Regions from separate parts of the Homo sapiens genome. Here region 1 is linked to region 2. The links are chromatin loops, found by intact Hi-C in ENCODE. Cell type or tissue: thyroid gland. All regions are shown on one strand. Each heading gives the region's core, and the rest is flanking DNA. Links, peaks and the distances in the headings are about the cores only. Region 1 overlaps SGK1 (serum/glucocorticoid regulated kinase 1). Region 2 overlaps SGK1 (serum/glucocorticoid regulated kinase 1).

Region 1 (6,918 bases), core at 1,025-5,024, 53 kb after region 2:
AAATGTGTGTCTCAGCACATTTAGGTGTTTATCCAAGGCTCTTTGTGTAAGTAGAATGAACCAGAAGCAATTTACTATATGTGAATAAGAAATATCAAGGTGATATTAATGGTTTGTATTTCCCTTTTCTGTAGAAGATTTGTAAGAAGAGTCTTTTCAGGTCCCCAAAGGTAAACTTTAGGATTAAATTATATGGTTTTAAGAAATTATCACTAAATCTTTCCCCCATTTTTTTTAACCCTTAAACATTTTTGTTTGAAACAGGGTCTCACTCTGTTGTTCAGGCTGCAGTGCAGTGGCAAGATCATGGCTCACTGCAGACTTGACCTCCTGGGCTCAAGCTGTCCTGCCTCAGCCTCTCAGGTAGCTGGGACTATAGGTGTGCACTACTATACACGGCTAATTTATTTCATCGTATTTTTTGTAGAGACAGGGTCTCACTATGTTGCCCAGGCTAGTTTTGGGTTCCTGGGCTCAAGCAATCATCCTGCCTTGGGCTCCCAAAGTTCTGGGATTACAGGTGTGAGCCATTGCACCCAGCCCTTAGAATCTTCATATTTTTGTTTAATTTGTTCTTTGTAGAGTAGTTTTCACTACAGGGATGTTACTTGGTAAATTAAATTCTATCATTTCAATTAACAACCCAAGAAAAATATATGTATAATGATAAACTTTGAGGAAAAAGAGAAATAACTGCAAAAAAAATGAATTGGCATGCAGTTAAACTTTGCTTATCCCTTAAATTTTGTTCCTGCTTATAGATTTTTAGTAGTTCATACAAAGTCTTCTTTTAAAATTTTAAAAGTCTCAAAACTACTAAAACAGGATATTATTTTAGTGGAAAATAGCCATATGGTTTCTGGGAAGGATTTTACTAAAGGAATAAATTTAATTAGAAGCAGGAAAGATTTGGTTACATACAACAAAAGCCAACAAAATATGCTCAACCCCAAGGGTAAGTGTAACTGCTGGCTAGAGATTTCCAGGAGAGGACAGGGAGTAGTTTTCCTAGAATATTTTATGTCCTAAATAGCCTGGATGAAGTCCCTTATTCCCTTCCAGACTCATCACTGGGAACGCGGCACACTGGTGGGCTATGATTCCCTGGAGAGCTTATGAAATAAAAATCAAGTGAGCTACGAGTGCAGCCAGAAACTTGCTTTACCCACAAGTCCTGACCCTGAAACTTAATTTTTGTGACTTGAATTGTGTCTCTCTGTTTAAAATTTATTTATTTAGAGATGAGGTTTTACTCTGTCACCCAGGCTGGAGTGCAGTGGTGCAATCATTGTTCACTGCATCCTCAATCTCCCAGGCTCAAGCAATCCTTCCATCTCAGCCTCCCGAGTAGCTGGGACTACAGGTGGGTGCCATCACGCCTGGCTAATTTTTAAAATTTTCTGTAGTGATGGGAGTCTTTCTACGTGACCCAGGCTGGTCTTGAACTTCTGGGCTCAAGCGATCCTCCCACCTCTGTCTCCCAAAGTGTTGCGATAACAGGCGTGAGCCACCATGCCCAGCTAAATTATGTTTCTAAATACAGCAGAACTATGTACTTCGTGATAGGTAAAGCTATTGTTTGGTTGATTCTTAGAGAAGAGAAAGGGAGTCCATGCTATCTCTTTCCACACTCTAAATCCTGAGATATAAATCTTTAGATTCTTGATCCTCACCCCTGGAAGAGAGGTCAGCAGTGACTCGAACAGGGGTGACCTCCTGGCTCTAGGAGCCCCAGGAAACAGGATTGGAAACATGGAAGTACTCCTGGAGGAGAAGGATTTAGCTTCCTGGTTATCAGGCTCTCTGGCTGCTCACACAATGTGCGCGTTGCACAGACAGTAAGCCAGTTATAATCGAACTCTTTCACATGAAATTCTTCTCTTGGGAACAAGGGCTTGATCAGGATCTTTTTGGGAGAGTGTGCTGATTTTAGCTTTCAGCTAACGTAGACATTCTCTCTCTGTTAGCACAAGAAACAAATCTGGTTCATTTTTGTAAATTTAACAACCGAGACTCAGATTTAAAAAAAAATTGATTGCGCCACTGCTCTCCAGCCTGGGCAACAGAGTGAGATTCCACCTCAAAAAAAAAAAAAAAAAAAAAAAAGCCGCAGACAGGATTGTAAGGTAATTTAAATCTACATAGAAATAATTCATCTAAGTTTATTTAGTCTGATCATTTGTTTTACGTGCTTTCTCAAGGATAACATGGTTGAAAATTTAGTGAAAAATAAGGACTATTGTGGGTGATAAGCTTAGGAATCACCAGACACCTCTCTCCAGAGACCATAATACATCATGCCAAGAGCAAAAAACTGGGAGAAATGAGCAATTTGAAGTACTGTTATTTTAATCCCCATAAGCCTATATAAAATTTTTTTTGATATAAATTAAAAGAAACCAGAAATCTATAAAGCCATCTGGCTGATTTAAGTATATTTTTTATAGCATCTTTTTAAGAAAGATCAGAAAAACTCAAGACAATATAAAAGTATGTCAGTATGGAAACTATTCCTAGCTGATCATTTTACTTCCAAGCCTTCTGGGCTTCAAAGGGACAGCTCAACAATTTTGAGAAGAAATATAAAAGTAACAACACACCTTCTTGAGCCTAACAGATGGAGTAAGACATTTGAAATGCTGAACAAGAGACATGGGTCAGAATCCATCCCAGAATTGTATGAAGCCAGCTTAATTAAAAGTGCTTTCTAGGCTGAAGCAGAGCATCACTTGAGCTCAGGAGTTCGTCTTTTGTTTTTCTTTTTTTTTTTTTCTTTTTGTGGAGAACGGGGTCTCGCTATATTGCCCAGGCAGGTCTCGAACTCCTGGGCTCAAGCTATCGTCTCGCCTCTTGCCTCCCTGAGAGCTGGGATTACAGACATGAGCCACCGCGCCCAGCTGAGCTCAGGAGTTCGAAACCAGACTGAGCAACAGCGAGACCTTGTCTCTACTAAAATTTAAAAAAGAAAAAAAACAATTAGCTGGGCATGGTGGTGAAAGCCTGTAGTCCCAGCTACTTGGAGGGCTGAGGATTGCTTGAGCCCAGGAAATCGAGGCTGCAGTGAGCCCTGATTGTGCCACTGCACTCCAGCCTGGGCAACAGAGTGAGACCTTGTCTCAAAAAAATAAAAAATTTTTTTCTACAGTGCCCCTCTATTATTGTCTTTGTAATTTATTGTCTTCCTCCTTTGTAAAGGAGGAAGAAGAGGCAGTAACCTTATATTTAATTATGTCAACAACTCAGTGTTAATTCTTCTGTTTGCAGCACCGTGGCTAATAACTTCAAATCGCATGGATCCTTCCAGAGGACTCTGGCTTCACTAGGCCTTTAAAACAGCACACAGTGCCTTGGCTTCAGCATTTGGTCGCTGACTAAGCACCTTTCAAGCTGCCTTCAATTGAAAGACGGACAGCGGACTCTGAGGAAATCCTTGCTCAGCCAAATGTATCCCATATGAGAGGGCAAACTTAATGAGAATCAGTCCCTGGCATGCAGCGCCTCTGGAATGTGCGTGATTTACAGCCAGCATGGGCTACAGAGTTTTCTGTCCTAGTCTCTCCTTTTCTGTCCTAGTCTCTCCTTTTTTTTTTTTTCAAAAAAAAAAAAATGCATCAACAAAGTATCAATTTTAGCTAATAAAGGCAAAAAGAAAAAAGAGCACACTAACTTTAGCACATGTATGCAAGGTCCCGGGAGGAGATAAGAAAATGAACACATTCGATTCACAACTGCAAGGAGCTTAGAGAATACATGGACACGCACACACATATCACACAGGGCAGAGCAAACTGATTGACAGGCAGAAGTACAAAGTGCTGTGGGAGCATAAATATTGTGTTTTCCATTTTCCTCCAAGTGCCTTTATTTGTAGCAATGGAATGGTCTCATGGTGCAAAATCATATTTGTGATGCTGCCTGGCTTCCTATCAATAGGGTGGAGTTGTACCTGTTCACTTTCTACGAGTGAGGCTCCTGGTGAGTATGGTGTTTTCCCCAAACGCACAAGTAATAGATTAATATGGGATTGAAACATTTAAACGATATAAAGAAAGCTAATGTCCTCCTTGACTCATCTCCTCCACCTAATCACTGGCCAGTTCTAATCCCTGGAAGGTGGTAATCACCATTGTCATTTGATATACATACTTCCACGTCTTTTAATTTACATTTACCCACACATATATACTCACACTCATAGATAAACACACATATATACAGACAAGAAGAAAGAAATACAAAGTTTAAAAAATGTGATAATGGTATATACATGTTCATCTTCAACTTGCTTTTCTAGCATAATATACCATGGGATATGTCAATATATACAAATCTCATTTTTTTTTTCTTTTTTGAGACAGAGTTTTGCTCTTGTTGCCCAGGTTAGAGTGCAGTGGCGCCATCTCGGCTCACTGCAACCTCCGCCTCCCGGGTTCAAGCAATTCTCCAGCCTCAACCTCCCGAGTAGCTGAGATTGCAGGCATGCGCCACCACGCCTGGCTAATTTTTTGTATTTTTAGTAGAGACAGGGTTTCACCATGTTGGCCAGGCTGGTCTCAAACTCTGACCTTAGGTGATCCACCTGCCTCGGCCTCCCAAAGTGCTGGGATTACAGGCGTGAGCCACCGTGCCCGGCTACAAATCTCTTTGTTTTTAATCACTGTATAGTGTTCTATGGTATGGATATGTCATAATTAATAATGCTCTACAAGTTTATAATTTTGTTATCTCCTGATGTTTCCATTTTTTCACCATTTCCAACATTGCAATGGATATTACTGTACCTATCTCAGTTATCACATAAGCAAGTAATTATCTGGGGTAGATGTGGAGACATGGATTTGCTAAATTAAAAGGTAAGAGATTCCCAGCTGGGCTCAGTGGTTCATGCCTATAATCCCAGCACTTTGGGAGGCTGAGGTGGGTGGATCACTTGAGGCCAGGAGTTCAAGTTGCAGTGAGCCAACATCACGTCACTGCACTCTAGCCTGGGTGACAGAGTGAGACTCTGTCTCAAAAACAAACAAAGGCAAGAGATTTTGATTTTTTTTTTTTTTTTTTTTTTTTGAGATGGAGCCTCGCTCTTGTCACCTAGGCTGGAGTACAATGGCATGATCCTGGGTCACTACAACCTCCACCACCTCCCAGGTTCAAGCGATTCTCCTGCCTCAGTCTTCCAAGTAGCTGGGATTACAGGCGCCCGCCACCACACCTGGCTAATTTTTGTATTTTTAGTAGAGACAGGGTTTCACCATGTTGACCGGGCTGGTCTTGAACTCCTGACCTCAGGTGATCTGCCCTCCTCGACCTCCAAAAGTGCTGGGATTACAGGCGTGAGCCACTGTGCCCTGCCTTCAGTCTTCTTGAGTTGGCTATTACTAGGAAGTATGAGAAAAATGTCCCTCTCTGACAGAATTTGCCCATTTTTCTTTCTATTTGTTAGTTATTTCTTTAAATATTTCCATGTTATGTTAAGTGCATGAAGATTTGTGAATGTTTTATCTTCTTGGTAGATATTTTTCTTCAACATGAAATATTCCTCTTTGGTCCTTTTTCCTTTTTTTTTTTTTGTATTTTGTCGATATTTATATTGCTAAAACTACTTTCCTTGTATTAGACTTTATCTGGAACATTATTATTTTCCAAATTGCCAGATCCTTTTACAAACATAGTTTACAATGTCCCCAGCTTTTGCTGTGATCATTTTGGACTATGGTTTCCACATCAAACTTATCATCCTACCTGCCTTCTCTTTTTCAGAGATACTTAATTATCCCTTATCTACACAATGGTATACTTTGTCTTCTAGCACAATTATAAGCTAAAGTGTGTGTGTGTCTGTGTGTGTGTGTGTATGTGTGTGTGTGTCATTTAAGGCAGAAAGTAGAGATGACATTACATGGTCAGGCTGCCATCTTGATACGATCCTATGTTTTCCTTAACACCAGATTTCCTTCTCCACCTCCACTTCAAAACTTTCCTTTCCTTCCAGCTTGGTTGATCTAGATACTAAAGGTGCCGTGGGAGATACAATACAGAGTAGAGTTTGTGAATACGTTTAGTCAGCATACACCTCTCGAAAAACTACTTTTGGTCTCCATCTCTTTGTGGCCTATAAGTTAGTTTCAGGCTGAATACTACAACATGTGTTCCAGTAGCATGCATTATTTAGTAACAGCTTACACAGCTCTAAGTTATCATCTTTCCCACCTCATTCCCAGGAAGATTTGTTTAATTTATAAGCAGTCCATTTCAGACAGCACTCCTCGGGATATCACAATATTGCTGTTCTTCTGGGTGATTCATTGGCATTATGAATACCCTTGTTTCTTCCATGGGTAAAACATGTTTCAAGGCCACTAACTGGGCTATTGGCAAGGCCTGGTACAAACTAAGTGCAATGTAACTCTTAGCAATTTGTGACCATTAAACATAGCATTTATAATGTGCTAGTTTTAAAGTTGAACAAAACAACAACAACAACAAAGCAACCCACAGCCCGTGTCTACGGCCATACCACCCTGAACACGCCTGATCTCAGAAGCTAAGCAGGATCGGACCTGGCTGGTACTTGGATGGGAGACTGTTTGGGAATACCAGGTGCTGTAGGCTTCGCTGGGCGTGGTGGCTCATGCCTGTAATCCCCGCACTTTGGGAGGCCGAGGCAGGCAGATCACCTGAGGTTGGGAGTTCAAGACCAGCCTGACCAACATGGAGAAACCCTGTCCAGGCATGGTGGCGCATGCCTGTAATGCCAGCTATTCGCAAGGCTGAGGCAGGAGAATCACTTGAACCCAGGAGGCAGGGGTTACTGTGAGCTGAGATCGTGCCATTGCACCCCAGCCTGGGCAACAACAGCTAAACTTCATCTCAAAAAAACCCAACAAACAAAACAAAACAAAAAACCCACAATTAGTTCAT
Region 2 (6,918 bases), core at 1,750-5,749:
TGTGCATGGCCTGCTGGCCAACTCTGATGTGAGGTCAGTTGACTAAAAGAGATGTGGTTCAGGAAGCTGAGAATGATTGTGGTTACCTGTTCTAAGATAGAGAAATTGATTTTTAAAACTTCGAGTTGAAGTACGGGATGCCAAAAACCACGTATGAGTGACAGAGTGAGTGGGTCTCTTTCTGATGGATTAAGTCTTCAAAAAGACTTTCAGAATGAATCTCTATCTACCTTAATTTTGGGCAGTGTTAATTGTATTCATTTTTTCAACACATTTGATTGTGCATATACCATGGACAAGAAAGTTTGTTAAAAACTGAATGTATAAGGCTGGGTGCAGTGACTCACGCCTATAATCCCAGCACTTCAGGAGGCTGAGGCGGACAGATCACTTGAGCTTAGGAGTTTGGGACCAGCCTGGACAACATGGTGAAACCCCATCTCTACAAAAAACAAAAAAATTAGCTGGGCGTGGTAGCTTATGCCTGTAGTCCCAGCTACTTGGGGGGCTGAGATAAGAGGATCGCTTGAACCTGGGAGGTCAAGGCCACAGTAAGCCGTGATCGCACTACCGCACTCCAGCCTGGGTGACAAAATAAGACCCTGTCTCAAACAACCAACAACAGCAACAGCAACAAAAACCCTAATGTACAGGAAATTATTTTGGGGAGTAGTGGAAGATAGCTGGCAAGTTGGAGACTCTAACTTGAGATGTGGTACTACTTGTCTGTACATTTTTTTTCTCATTTCTGTCTACCCAAAGGTGTTATGTTTTTATTGTCTTAAGGGGGCCCTTCATTTGATGGCATAAAAAGTTATGACCAGCCATCTGTAGTTCAGTTAATAGGTCAAGAATATCAGCAGCTATTGTTATGTTGAGGTCATTATTTATCAAGCTTCAACACATAAAAAGCAAAAGTAGGCCGGGCGTGGTGGTTCACACCTGTAATCCCAGCACTTTGGGAGGCTGAAGCCAGTGGATCACTTGAGGTCAGGAGTTTGAGACCAGCCTGGCCAACATGGTGAAACTTAATCTCTACTAAAAATACAAAAATTAGCCAGGCATGGTGGCGGATGCCCGTAATATCAGCTACTTGGGAGGCAGAGGCAGGAGAATCACTTGAACCCGGGAGGTGGAGGTTGCAGTGAACTGAGATCGCGCCACTGAGAGCACTGCCTGGGCGACAAAGCAAGACTCCATCTCAAAGAATAAAATAAAATAAAATAAAATAAAATTAAATTAAAATAAAATAAAATATAAAATAAAATAAAATAAAATATAAAATAAAATAAAATAAAATAAAATAGCAAAAATAGTCCAAATGTCAGTTAACAGGGGGACCAAATTTATGGGTGAACATCCACAAGAAACATAAGTGGCCTCTAGGGAAGCCAATCTTTGCACAGAATTTTTGTTTAATGAGGTGGAGGGTATACAAGATATAGGCCAAAGGATAATTTAGGTTCTTATGACTGTGTCCTTGTTCTTTTCAAATCCTAGCTTCATCTCTGCTCCCACTGATGACACTATGAGACTTTGGAATTCTTCACTGTGTGTAAGACGATTTTATTACTGAGATAGCTACCGCTTTGTAGTTATGACCTGAGTAAACAAGGTTAGTCAACCCACAGGATTTTCATGTGTCCACAGATTTTTACTAGATAATTTATCTGTAATATCAGGAGGCAAAGTCTACCATGAATATACTGGCCAACATGTATCAGATGGAAAATTCTTGTGTAAGCAGATGATGTTTAACTTTTATCACATTTTTCTCTTTTGTTAGATAATGCCATACTTCGGCAGACAAGCAATTGTTTTCTAGCTATAAATATGAGTATTTTGCTTTTCAAGAGAAAAAATCTAGAAATTGTTTTCTTTACTTTAAAAAATTCATGTACTGAAGTCCTTCCTCTGCTTGTATTAATCCAATGATATCATTTTATATATTCTCTGAAATACTAAAATATTTCTGTAGTCCATATGTTTTCAAATTATGAATCATTTTATTTCTACATTTGGTACATAAACTATTACTGCTCCTGAGTAAATATGGATATACCACTTTATAGTGATTTTTTTTCTTCTTTTTCTCTTTTTCTATTTTTTTTTTTTTTTTTTTTGAAAACAGGGTCTTACTCCTGGCCTCAAGTGATCCTCCTGCCTCAGCCTCCTGAGTAGCTGGAATTATAGGCATGAGCTACCAGTAGTGATTCCTAAGTCCCCAGAAATTTGAGCTAATTTTTATTTATTTATTTATTCTTGTATTTACTTATTTTGAAGACAAGGTGTCGCTCCGTCACCCAGGCTGGAGTGCAATGGCATGATCATGGCTCACCGCAGCCTCCAACTCTTGGGCTCAAGCCATCCTTCTGCCTCATCTTCCTTAGTAGCTGGGACCATACGTGCAAGCCACCACACCCAGCTTGAGCTGATTTTTTTAATGTGATGAACTATGAGAAAACATATAGGAGCTAAATGATGAGAACTTAGAAACACAAAGACGGAAACAACAGACACTATGGTTTACTTGATGATAGAGGATGGGAGGGTGAAGAGGAGCAGAAAAGATAACTATTGGATAATGGACTTAATACCTGGGTGATGAAACAGTCTGCACAACAAACCCCTGTGACAAGAGCTTACCTATGCTGGCCCGGCATGGTGGCTCACGCCTGTAATCTCAGCACTTTGGGAGGCCAAGGCAGGCAGATCACTTGAGCTCAGGAGTTCTAGGCCAGTCTGGCCAACATGGTGAAACCGGATCTCTACTAAAAATACAAAAATTAGCCAGGCGTGGTGGCGGGTGCCTGTAATCCCAGCTACTCAGGAGGCTGAGACAGAAGAATGGCTTGAACCTGAAAGGCGGAGGTTGCAGTGAGCTGAGATTGCGTCACTGCACTCCAGACTGGGCGACAGGGCAAGACTCTCTCTCAAAAAAAAAAAAAAAAAAAGAAAGAGAGTTTACTTATGTACAAACCTTCAAATGTACCACCAAACCTAAAACAAAAGTTAAAAAAAGAAAGAAAAATAAATGTAGAAAAAAATATATATATATATGAACAACGCATAATCCTGGAAATATAAGGAAAAATTAAATTTTCTCCTCTGGGAAAAATTTATACAGTAATGATTCTTGCTCTTTAATTTTTGTTTGAAAGAAATCTAGACATTTAAAAAACCCCAGTGGTAGAATTGTCTTGTTAAAAAGGGACATCAAGTAAAAGGCCAGGGGAACATCAAAGAATTATGTTTCTTACCTGGCAAAACCAGTGTCTAGCTAAAATAATGGCTTGCAAATCAATCTTGTTGTTTAACCACTTCATTATCTGGTTTTCTCTAAGCAAAGAACATTATCTGTGTTGCCAATAATAGTACTGGGGAAAAACACACATTTTGAAAGTATGAAGAAACTCATTCTACCTTGAAATTCTCATTCAAGAGGAAATTATAGGCCACTGCAGGACCAGCGATTGAAAAACAAAGGTGTACAAAAACAAACAACTCAGGTTTCAAAGGCTAAAAACAAAGATAACAGGAAAGAACCTAAACTTGTGCAGCCTGTTTGCTTACTGTCTGAACAAATGCTGGGAATGCATGAGAAATTCTAAGCCCTGTGAACAAAAGTGTGAGCAGTAAGATGACGGGTGATCAATTTTCTTCCTTTCTCTATTTTTCATTTTTTCCCTATGATGAGCATATGCCACTTTTATGTTATAATGATAAAAAAGAAAGACTTAAAAAATGACTTTTGTTTTTCCAACTGTATACCAGTATCTATCTACACATAGCAACTGAGCACGCTAGTCCTGTCGTCTGGCACTCACACAAAAAGAGTGAATGTCAAAATCTAGGCAATTCTACCAGATTTCACGTAATGAAACTACCTTGAATAATTCCTTAATTCTTCACAAAATCATGTTTTTATTTAACTTCTATTTCTATCAAGCAATGTGGACTAACTACCCCTAATATTTAACTCTATTTAAACTGTGTATCAGGCCAGATGCTGGCTCACACCTGTAATCCAAGCACTTTGGGAGGCCAAGGCAGGTGGATCACTTGGGCTCAGGAGTTCAAGACCAGCCTGGGCAACATGGAGAAACCCCGTCTCTACAAGAATACAAGAAATTAGCTGGGTGTGGTGGCATGTGCTTATAGTCCCAGCTTCTTGTGGGGCTGAGGCAGGAGGATCGCTTGAGCCCAGTAGGCTGAGGCTACAGTGAGCTGAGATCATGCCACTGCACTCCAGCCTGGGTGACAGAGTGAGACCTTGTCTCAAAAACAAAACAAAAAACAGATTACACACTACATTAAATAAATAAAATACTCTCTGATGATGACTGATTTTGAATGAAAATACTCCATTCACTGGAATATATTTTCCATAAAAAATGACAAAAACATTGTCATTTTTTGTATTATTTCTTTTTCTTTTCTTCTTTTTTTTTTTTTGAGATGGAGTCTCACTCTGTCCCCCAGGCTGGAGTGCAGTGGCGCGATCTCAGCTCACTGCAACCTCTGCCTCCTGGGTTCACGCCATTCTCCTGCCTCAGCCTCCTGCATAACTGGGACTACAGGTGCCCGTCACCATGCCCAGCTAATTTTTTGTATTTTTAGTAGAGACAGGGTTTCACCGTGTTAGCCAGGATGGTCTCCATCTCCTGACCTCATGATCCGCCCGTCTCGGCCTCCCAAGGTGCTGGGATTACAGGCGTGAGCCACCACACCCAGCCTTATTTCTTTTTCTTTTTTGGAGATAGAGTCTCGCTCTGTTGCCCAGGCTGGAGTACAGTGGCCCAATCTCGGCTCATTGCAACCTCTGCCTCCTGGGTTCAAGCAATTCTTCTGCCTCAGCCTCCTGAGTAGCTGGGATTACAGGCAGACACCACCAGGCCTAGCTAATTTTTGTATTTTTAGTAGAGACGGGGTTTCACCATGTTGGCCAGGCTGGTCTTGAACTCCTGATCTCAGGTGATCCACCTGCCTCAGCCTCCCAAAGTGCTGGGATTACAGGTGTGAGCCACCACACCCGACCTATTATTTCTTGTATTATTAAAATCATTTCAGGAATTTGTAAAAGTTACAGTAATAAAACTCGTACTGCAACCATGACTAGAACATGGCCTTTGTAAAGAATCCATTTACAGGCTCATAAGATTTGGTGTTGTGGATGGATGGCTATGGAGCTGCTCAAGCTTGTGTTTGCACTTATCAGAATTCAAGGCAGTTAGAAAGAGTTTCCAAGTGCTGATGTGCTGGAGAAGAAAGGGCATGCTGCAGTGTAGAAACCACGGGAGAAACAATTGCGTCACCTAGTTTCAAACTGTGAGAAAACTACTAGCGAACTAGAAGAATATTTAACTTCCTAAACCTGAGAGATCTACATCTTAAAGAATATAGATTCTACTCTAGGCACATCATAGTCAAACTGATAAAAAATAAAAATAAAAATAAAAATAAAATTACAGCAGCCAGTAAAAGACTACACGTTACATTCAGCATAGCAATAATGTAAACATTGTTGACTTCTCATCAGAAACTCTACAGGCCAGAAGACAAGAACCAATATCTTTAAAGTTATGAAAGAAAGAAAAACAAAGTAGCCACGCAGAATTCCATATCTAGCAAAAATATCCTTCAAGAATGAAATAAAGGTATTTCCATTTATAAAGACATATCATGTAGATAAAAGAAAACTAAGATATTTCACTGCCAGAAGACTTATAAGAAATCCTGGCCAGGCGCGGTGGCTCACTCCTGTAATCCCAGCACTTTGGGAGGCTGAGGTGAGTGGATCACTTGAGGTCAGGAGTTCAAGACCAGCCTGGCCAACATGGTGAAACCCTGTCTCTATTAAAAATACAATTAGCCAGGCATGGTGGCATGCACCTGTAATCCCAGCTACTTGGGAGGCTGAGACAGGAGACAGGAGAATTGCTTATACCCGGGAGGTGGAAGTTGCAGTGAGCTGAGGTCTCGCCACTGCACTGCAGCCTGGGTGGCAGAGCAAGATTCTATCTCAAAAAAATAATAAAAACATGAAAAAAAAGAAATCCTAAAGGAAAATTTCCAGGCTAAAGGGAAATGATACCAGAGAGAAACAGATTTTCAGGAAGAAATGAAGAACATCAGAAATGGCAAATATCTGGATAAAAACAAAAGATAATTTTCCCCTTATTTTTTAAAAAATGCACTGTACTGTAGGGTTTAGTACATATATAGATAATACATATGACAGCTATAATATAAAAGATGAGGGTAGAGTGGGGTAGATGCACCTACATTGTTTGCAAATTTTGACGATGGTCTATGAAAATTTAAAGTCATTTATTCTCAGCTGGGTACAGTGGCTCATGCCTGTAATGCCAGCTCTTTGGGAGGCCGAGGTGGGCAGATCACTTGAGGTCAAGAGATCGAGGCCAGCCTGGCCAACATACTGAAACCCCGTCTCTACTAAAAATACAAAAATTAGCCAGGCGTGGTGGCACGTGCCTGTAATCCCACTACCTGGGAGGCTGAGACAGGAGAATTACTTGAACCCAGAAGGTGGAGGTCACAGAGAGCCAAGATTGTGCCACTGCACCCCAGCCTGGGCAACAGAGTGAGACTCTGTCTCAAAAAAATAAAAATAAAAATAAAGTCATTTATTGTAATCTTCAGAGCACCACTGAAAATGTGATGCAAAGAGGATAACTAGAAAGTCAACAGGTAAATTAATATTAAATTCTAAAACCTATTCAAATAATCCTAGAGAAGTCAGGAAAGGAAGAATAAGCAAACAAAGAAGAGAAGGGACATATAGAAAACAAATAGCAAAACAGTAAAGTTAAATCTAACTGTGTCATTACATTAAGTATAAAGGGGCTAAACATCACAAGTAAAAAAAACAGAGATCATTAGATAGGATTTTAAGAG

What was found. Peaks named below come from ENCODE experiments on the same cell type or tissue, not always from the same donor. Only the 100,000 strongest peaks of a DNase experiment are listed, where the experiment ranks them.
Region 1: it touches region 2 in a loop (2.2-fold over the local background); 4 of 110 quality-filtered maps call a loop at or near these places.

What each region holds. Positions count from the first base shown.
Region 1 is chr6:134,250,535-134,257,452 of GRCh38, forward strand. All of the region lies in intron 2 of SGK1 (serum/glucocorticoid regulated kinase 1), which reads right to left. It also overlaps the pseudogene RNA5SP218. Among named protein-coding and RNA genes, the nearest start is that of SGK1, 64 kb to the right of the region's middle. In thyroid gland, for the core only: no CTCF peak of the experiment used is centred there; a DNase peak (open chromatin) is centred at 3,427; H3K27ac peaks cover 1,467 bases.
Region 2 is chr6:134,196,624-134,203,541 of GRCh38, forward strand. The region is part of intron 3 of SGK1 (serum/glucocorticoid regulated kinase 1); the gene reads right to left. Among named protein-coding and RNA genes, the nearest start is that of SGK1, 120 kb to the right of the region's middle. In thyroid gland, for the core only: no CTCF peak of the experiment used is centred there; a DNase peak (open chromatin) is centred at 3,508; H3K27ac peaks cover 2,555 bases.